Regions from separate parts of the Homo sapiens genome. Here region 1 is linked to region 2. A link is a loop called in an ENCODE intact Hi-C map of the cell type or tissue named here. Cell type or tissue: A673. All regions are shown on one strand. Each heading gives the region's core, and the rest is flanking DNA. Links, peaks and the distances in the headings are about the cores only. Region 1 overlaps SPRR2A (small proline rich protein 2A). Region 2 holds the start of LOC105371444 (a long non-coding RNA gene).

Evidence for each region. A loop is a pair of places that touch in the nucleus more often than their neighbours do. Peaks named below come from ENCODE experiments on the same cell type or tissue, not always from the same donor. Only the 100,000 strongest peaks of a DNase experiment are listed, where the experiment ranks them.
Region 1: it touches region 2 in a loop (2.1-fold over the local background); 1 of 110 quality-filtered maps calls a loop at or near these places.

The regions. Positions count from the first base shown.
Region 1 is chr1:153,052,850-153,057,251 of GRCh38, forward strand. SPRR2A (small proline rich protein 2A) reads right to left here. Exons shown (of 2, transcript NM_005988.3): 2 at 3,271-3,905. The coding sequence starts at 3,886. The coding sequence ends at 3,668. Among named protein-coding and RNA genes, the nearest start is that of SPRR2A, 2.5 kb to the right of the region's middle. In A673, for the core only: no CTCF peak of the experiment used is centred there; no DNase peak of the experiment used is centred there; H3K27me3 peaks cover 2,356 bases.
Region 2 is chr1:152,867,476-152,871,877 of GRCh38, forward strand. It overlaps LOC105371444 (a long non-coding RNA gene), which reads right to left and starts at 728. Exons shown (of 3, transcript XR_922149.2): 1 at 335-728. It overlaps LOC105371445 (a long non-coding RNA gene), which reads right to left. Exons shown (of 4, transcript XR_922150.1): 3 at 3,519-4,198; 4 at 1,855-1,918. In A673, for the core only: CTCF peaks have their summits at 2,527 (motif pointing right), 2,731, 3,810 and 4,016; DNase peaks (open chromatin) are centred at 2,536 and 3,796.

The sequences.
Region 1 (4,402 bases), core at 380-4,379, 190 kb after region 2:
ACCACTCTTATTCAATATAGTATGGGAAGTCCTGGACACAGCAATCAGGGAAGACAAAGAGAGAAAGGGCATCAAAATAGGAAGACAGAAAGTCAAACTACTGTGTTTACACACAACATGATTCTGTATCTAAAAAAACCCCCATAGTCTCAAAACAAAAGCTCTTTCAGCTGATAACTTCAGCAATGTTTCAGGATTCAAAATCAATGCACAAAAATTACTAGCACTCCTATACACCAACAAAAGACAAGCCAAGAGCCAATTAACAAACACAATCCCATTCACAATAGTGGCAAAAAGAATAAAATACCTAGGAATACAGCTAACCAGGGAGGTGAAAGATCTCTACATGGAAAGCTACGAAACATTGCTGAACAATATCAGAGATGACACAAATGTAGGGAGCACACTCCGTGCTCATAAATAGGAAGAATCAATATCATTAAGATGACCATATTGCCCAATTTACAGATTCAATGTGATTCCTATCAAACCACCAAAGACATTCTTCACAGAACTAGAAAAAAAACTATCCTAAAATTCATATAGAACCAAAACTGAGCCCAAATAGCCAAGGCAATCCCTAAGCAAAAAGAAAAAAACTAGAGGCATCACACTACCTGATTTCAAACTATACTACAAGTCTACAGTAACCAAAACAGCATGGCACTGGTACAAAAACAGACACACACTGATGCAACAGAATAGGGAAGCCAGAAATAAAGCATCACACCTGTAACTATCTGATCATCTAAAAAGGTGACAAAAACAAACAATGGGGAAAGGACTCCCTATTCAATAAATGGTGCTGGGATAACTGGCTAGCCATATGCAGAAGATTGAAACTGGATGCCTTCCTTACACCATATATAAAAATCAACTCAAGATGGATTAAAGACTAAAACGTAGAACCCATAACCATAAAAACTTTGAAAGACAACCTAGGCAATACCATTCTGGACATAGAGACAGGCAAAGATTTCATGAATAAGATGCCAAAAGCAATTGCAACAAAAACAAAAATTGGCAAGTAGGATCTAATTAAACTAAAGAGCTTCTACAAAGCAAAGGAAACCGTCAAAAGAGTAAACAGACAACCTATAGAATGGGAGAAAATTGTTGCAAACTATGCATATTATAAAGGTGTAATATCTAGCATCTATAAGGAATTTAAAGAAATCCACAAGAAAAAAAACAGCCCTATTAAAAAGTGGGAAAAGGACAGGAACAGACGCTTTAAAAAGAACACATATGTGTGGTACACAAGCATATTAAAAAAGCCCAATATCACTGATCATTACAGAAATGCAGATCAAAACCACAATGAGAGACAGTCTCACCCCAGTCAGATGGCTATTAAAAGGTCAAAAATAAAGGTGCTAGCAAGGTTGTATAGAAAAAGGAATGTTTATACACTGCTTGTAGGAATGTAAATTAGATCAACTATTGAAGAAAACAGTGTGGCAATTACTCAAAGAACTAAAAACAGAACCACCATTTCAACCAGCAATCCCATTACTTGGCATATACCCAAAGGATTATAAACCATTCTATATCATAAAGACACATGCGTGTGTTAAGTTCATTGCAGCACCATTCATAATAGTGAAGACATGGAATAAAACTAAGTGCCCATCAATGATAGACTAGATAAAGAAGATATGGTACATATACACCATGGAATACAGGTACATAGGTGGAGCTGGAGGCCATTATCCTTAGCAAACTAATGCAGGAACAGAAATTCAAATACTGCATGTTCTCACTTATAAGTGTGAGTTACATGATGAGAAAACATGGACACCTTAAAGAGAACAGCAGACACTGGCACCTACCACAGGGTATGGAGAAGGAGAGGATCAGGAAAAATAACTAATGGGTGCTACGATTAAACCCTGCGACATGAGCTTGCTTATATAACAAACCTGCACATGTGCCCCTGAACTTAAAATAAAAGATAAAAAAAGCTACGCTGAAGAGGGTGTAAAGAAAAAAGAAGCCTTGTGTACTCTTGGTGGGAATGTAAATTAGTACAATTGCTATGCAAAACAGTAAGAAGATTTCTCAAAAAACTAAAAGCAGAACTACTATTCAATCCAGCAATCCAGCTGCTGTGTATCTATCCAAAGGAAATCAGTACGCAAAAAGGATGCCTGAACTCCCACGGTTATTGCAGTACTGTTCACAACAGAAAAGATGTGTAAGCTAAGTGTCCATTAATGAATGAATGAATAAAGAAAATATGTATATACACACAATGAAATACTAGTCCATTGTAATAAAATGAATGAAATCCTGTCATTGGCAGCAACACAGATGGAACTGGAGGTCATTATGTTAAGTAAAATAAATCAAGCAGAGAAAGACAAATATTGCATGTTCTCACTCATATGTAGGAGCTACAAATGATGATCTATAAAGGTAGAGAGTAGAATGAGAGATACCAGAGGCAAGGAAGGGTGTTCAGGGGGATGGGGAATGAAGAAATACTGGTTAACGAGTAAAAACATATGGATACATAAAATGAGTAAGTTTTAATATTTGATAGCAGAGGAAGGTGACTACGGTATACAACAATGTACTGTGTTCTTCAAAATAGCTAGAATTAAAATGTTCCCAATAAAGAACAATGATAAATGCTGCAGGGGATGAATGCCCTAAATTTCCTGATATCCTGACTTGATCATTACACATTCTATTCATGTAAAAAATCACATGTATGCAGTAAATGTGTACAAGTATTATGAATCAATACAAATAACATTAGAGAGTCTTCTTATTTCCTATGTTAGTTACACCCAAGCCACTCTCTTGCTGGAACAAATATGGTAGTGGTTGTAGTGGGGAGTGATGATGATGAGGAGGAGGAGGAGGAGGATGGTGATGGTGAAAACAATGATAATATGTTGCTGCGAATACAACTCTATCAAATGACAGCTAATTACGTGTCAGGCATTGTGCCAACCAAATATCAGATAGTAATCAAATTTTATGCCTTAGACTAGTTTGTAATGTAAATGTTATTTTGCTCACTTTGCAGTAAAGAGAAGTTGTCAATTCAGAGAAGTTGAATAATATCCTCCTCAAATCAATCAAATGCTAATTAGGGAAAATAAAAGGGGTTTAAAATGATACAGAAATAATCTTTGGTATGACTCCAATTGTGAGATCCTGCTGTGAATCAAAGAAAGATTGAAATAAATCCAAAAGATTACATACTATTGCTAATAAAGCAGATTTGAAAATAAACAAAAGATCCATTCACAAATATATATGCATAGATACTTTATTCAGGGAGTGAAAGATAAGTGACAATTGCAAAGGTGGTAGAAGCTCGTGACCAGGTGACAGACAGACACAGAACACATCAACAGAATTCTCTGATGGTTCCCAGGGAGAGAGCTGCTGCTCTTTCTTCCGAAGCTCTGGGAGCTGGCACAGCCCAGGACTTCCTTTGCTCAGTCTCCACCTGGACAGTGGCAGTATGGCAGCCTCAGAAAAGAAACTTTTTGCTGTCAGGGATCATCATGGGCAGATTACTGGCTAAGGAGAAAGAAGCTCCCTGTGTATCCATGGTAGGCTTTGATGAGAAGATGAAGGTGGAGCTGTGGAACGAGGTGAGCCAAATATCCTTATCCTTTCTTGGTCCTGATGAATTCTGAAGCTGTTACTTGCTCTTCGGTGGATACTTTGACTGGCAGGGTGGGGAAGGTGTCACAGGAGGATATTTCTGCTGGCACTGCTGAGGTGGGCAGGGCTGTGGACACTTTGGTGGTGGGCAGGGCTCAGGGCACTTCGGGGGTGGACATGGCTCTGGGCACTTTGGCGTGGGGCACACAGGAGGTGGCTGGCAGGGCTGCTTGCACTGCTGCTGTTGATAAGACATCCTGCTGGAGTCTCAGGATCTGAAAGAAATGATACAACAGTGTTCGTGGGAAGGGAATCCTCCAGAGAGAGAAGCCAAAGCTTGTGTAATACCATGGCATATTATTTCTCCAATCTCCAAGAAATTATTTAAATTCTTAATTACCTTTTCAAGACTTTCTGGTTTCTCCCTTCCACTTTAACAAATTGCTTCATTGTCCCTAGGAAATCCTGTGTTTTCTCATACAATTTTTCCAAATAAATTATCTCTGTTATAAAGAATCAAGCATCTTATTTCCCTGAAAATAACCAATTCAAGAAAGGCAGTCACAAGTTCAGACACCCTGGGCAATCTAATATGCTATTCCTATCATCATTATCTGTTATAAAGTCCAAGTGGGCTGACTTGGGCATAGAGCAAAGGGCTGCTCAGGGAGAATTGTAGTCTTTCACACCTGCTAAGACACAAACCTTTGTAAAGGACACTAGAAAGACAGAGAATAAAGAAAAATACTTTGTTCTTTTTTCTTCTTCATAT
Region 2 (4,402 bases), core at 166-4,165:
ATGAATTGTAGTTTCCAGCGTATTGAAAAACTTCTCAGAGTGGGATACCAGAGCAAGTAAGTTGGAAATACAGGAGGTTAGGTTTGGGAAATGGACTATTTGAAACTCATTTTACAGAAGGGTTGTAGTTGTTAATAATAATGACTGGTCTAGGCTGGTATGACATGGGAGTAGATGAACGTTAGGATGAAAGACAAACCAGTGAGAGGTGCAGAGGTCAAAGAATTGTGAAGTAAATTATTAAATGAATCATTTTTGTGAATATTAAAATCACCAAAGACCATGACAGAAAGTCTTGGATTGAGCAACAGTGAACAGGGTGCCAGATACTTACCTGGGGATTTGCAATGAAGAGAAGCAGTGGTTGGTGTAATGGATGCCTAGCCCATTCCTTGGCCCAATGAGTACAAAGGCATGGGCAAGAAGAAAATGGCCAGACCATGAGAGGACTACGCGGAACTCAGGTTTCACTTAGGACAAGAAGGTGGAGGTGGCTTTGTGAGAAGAGTTGGTTGATACAGCACATTTTTTCGATGTGCAGCCTTGAGTCTTGAGGGCTTGTGGGGAGTTTAGGGTGCTGGAGAAGGATGGAAGATGGAGTCCCATTGGGGATTGTGCAGACCTATGGGGAAGGGAGGAATCCTGGTGATGGCAGGCAATTTGGGAGTCCTGAGCTTCTGCTGGTGACTGAGACAAACAGGCAGAGGGCATGACCAGTTAGTGCTGAGTGTCATCAAGGCAGAATGAGAGAGCAGGCTGTGAGTGCTGAGGAGGACCCAGGAGGATGAACAGAGTCCTGTCCACTCCCACCCCCACTCCCATTCCTCACCACCTCCATTCCTACTGGCTGTGGCTGGATTGCTTTTAAAAGGTTCCAGTCAAGGACTGAGGAATCTTAAAATGTTAAGAATAGCATCAAGGATTGTCTCACATTATAGATGTGCCAGTAATACATTACATTGCTTTATATAATGTCATATATCTTGTCAAGTCATAGCATATCAAATAGTTCTCTATTCAACACTTACATTATCTGACATAGTTGTTTTTTAAAAATTATTTTGTCATTAAACACTTTTCAGTCAAGGAATGTGAACAGTTCTTAGACATTTCTGCTGATTGTCTCCAAATCCTTTATAACTATTTTTTCAAATATTGAGGTTAATCTAATAGAAAAATATGCCAAAATTGTAAAGTAAGCTGTTGAAAACCAAAACAAAGCAAGAAACAAATCCTGACAACTGTCTAACAGCTGGTGCTGTGACTGGTGCTCCCTGAGTTGTGGACTGCACAATCCGGACAGCTCCAAGCAAAGGCCCCAAGGACCATGTGCAAAGTAACTATTATTTTACCAGTACTGCCCAACCAGAAAGAAAAAATACAGAAAAACAGTGGATGCAGAGACTAATTAATAATACTACAACTATCATCTGCATTTCATGAATTGAGTTTTGTATGTTCATCAAAATAACCCAATTTTTCTTAATTAACTAATTGATATAAATTTTAATGTAAAAGATAAATTTAAATAAATAAATAAGCTCTTATCTGTTTTATGTATAGTGGTCTCAATGTAAGTTGCTATTAGACAAATGGTTGCAGTTGTTAAAGTATTTGAAGGCTCTCAGAGACTATTAGAGATTCCATGCTTTGTTAATAGGTGTTCTGTGAAAATAATAATTACAAGTGATAATTATCTTCACAAATGTTGTAAACAATATAAGCATCATTGTGATAAAAATAACACATACTAATTTTATTCTTAGCATACAATCTGCATTTAAGAAAACAACATGCCTAATCAGAGAAGGCCAGAAAGTCACTGACAAATTATCTGACCTGGGAATACATCACCTGTAACTTGGGCATGAATTCGCATGCAGAGTTTCTGGTTCATCCTTGCCTTGATGTATAGTGTCTAATGGAAGGGAAAAACTCATCAATGCAATTTATCTTATTTTTCAATATCAGCATATACTTGAGATACTATTCAACGTTAGTAAATATGATTAACTTTACTACACACATGTATTCTGCTTTGATGTGTTACTGAGAAAATAAATTTGTGAGACCTTTGCATTTTTTTCTCAACCATAATACAAAGGGGCCGTTATCTGTATTTCTCGAACAAAGTTAAATGTATTATTTCATTATTAAATTTAAAATATGACATATATTGTGTTCAAATAACTTTGGGAAATGTAGTTCTAGAGCAATGTTATTCAAGCCTCTATTAGTAAGCAATGTGTATACTTTTATTTATTAATGAATTATCTGCACATATTACTATATAAATTTTAAGTACAATATAACAGAAAACAAAAAAAGAAAATTTTAAAAGTTGGGACGATAATTAGAAATACTACTTTGAGTCATGGTGGACACCTTCCCGTGTCATGCAGAGTCTTCTTTGGGGACCAAAGTTGGCTTAAATGAAAACAGAGCAACAATTACTAGAGCTAAACCCTCTGCAGGGCTTGGGGCCAACAACATGGTTTGCATAGTATGAGGTGTTGTTACACACCAGACCACAAGAGGGCAATCGCGGGAAGACCACAGGATCCACGGGGAGATGAGGCCCTCCAATCTACAAGCCAGCAGTGTGGCTTGGAACACCTCTACGAGCCTCATCTTAGACATTTGAAAATGGAAACAACATCAACAAAGACAAGAGACACTAAGTTGATCTATTTTGAAGGTTAAATAAGGTAATATATTTGAATTTTTTCCTAAGTTGTAAAGTACTGTATAAAATGTTTATTTTCAATAAATTAGAAGACCGATGAATCTCTTGCCTAATAATCTTATTAATCTTATTGCCTATCGATTTCTTGGATTTTGCTTCATGTGTCTATGTTCACATTTCTTGCTACCTTTTGTTCTCTCTGGCATTTTCTTGGCTTATTTTTCTTTTCTGACCGTTTATCTTTCCTCCCTTTCTTTCTGTCTCTGTCCCGAATTGGTCCTATGTAACTGCTGGCAAACTCTGTACCAGCACTCTTCGAGGAGCTTAATGTGTTCTATCTCATTTAATCCTCACACCGACTGCGTAGAAAAGTACTGTGTCCATCCTCTTTTTATAGACCAAGAATCTGAAGTTAAGAAATGTGTTCAAAGACGCAGAGCTGGTAAATTATAGAACTAAGCTTTGAGTCTAAGTTATTCCACTGTAGCAGCAAGTCAAATCAGGAGACAGAAGTGATGGAGTAAGTTAGACAGAGGGAATTTAATATAAGAATTAGTAACAATTAATAAAAGAAAGACTAAACTATAAGACATAAGAAAAAAGCTCAGGGAGGGTACCCAAAGAAGGACAAAAGTAGAAGGGGCTCTTACCTATTGGGAAAAGTGCGGTTTAGCTACCAGTCAGCAGAGAAGTGCTCTGGCTTAGCTAGATGGGGTGGGTCTGGAGTTAAACCCTCCAATAGGGGGCAAACAATAGGTCACCTTCCCAATGCAGGGCAAGGCCGACATTGGGAACCATGTGGCTTGGATATGCAGTGGGAGTCCAGGCTTACCTTCAGAGTACATGGGCAGCAAGCAGGCTTGCAAAGGGGGCCGCAGCTCTGTGTGGACTGCCCCTCCCCCACCTCCATACAGCTGATATGGGCAGCTGAGGCCATGGAGGGGCTTTGGTTTCAGGATGAGAAGGCTGTGAAAAGGTCATCCTCACACCAAGGCTGCAAGGAGGCAGAGGGATCTCGTTCTGGGCCCTTGTGGCGGGCACCACCGGACTGCCACACACTCCCCACTACCTGCCTCTTCCAACTGCAGTGTCCCTCCAGCGCCCCCTATGGAGAAAGTTTAGCATTGTTCTCACTTTAATGGAGAAAGGATTCGAGGGATTACATTGTTTGTCCCAGAGCACAAATCGAAGGGTGTGTTTGGAGCTGAGAGATAATAAATTGGTAACTGACACGCTGATTATCTCGCGCGCGCGCACACACACACACACACACTCACTCGCACATACACAGTACCATGGAGACTTTTGGAATTCATATGTAAGATAAATCAACTAAAGAGGAGTCATTGCTCATGCTTCAGGACTGTTACGGATGGCTGTGTTTTCCACCAGGAGGCAGCAAAGCCAAGCCTTCACCCAGACTGCAGCAGCGATGTGCAGTCAGGAATTACCTGAAGATTCTTATACTTATCACCTTGATGGGTATTCTTATATTGATCACCTTGATCATGCCTGAGGAGAAAAAAGAGGACCACAGTTACCTCCAGGAATAGTTATTTCTAATTGAAGTTGGGATCCAAGATGTAGAGTGTAGTTAGGAAAAGGCTGTGATACTTCAACCTCTTGAAAGCAGAAGCATGGCAGGGAGGACCTACTCCCAGATCCCAAAGGAGGACAGTTTAGGGCTTAGTTGAAGCCCGCAGCTTTAATTTTGGT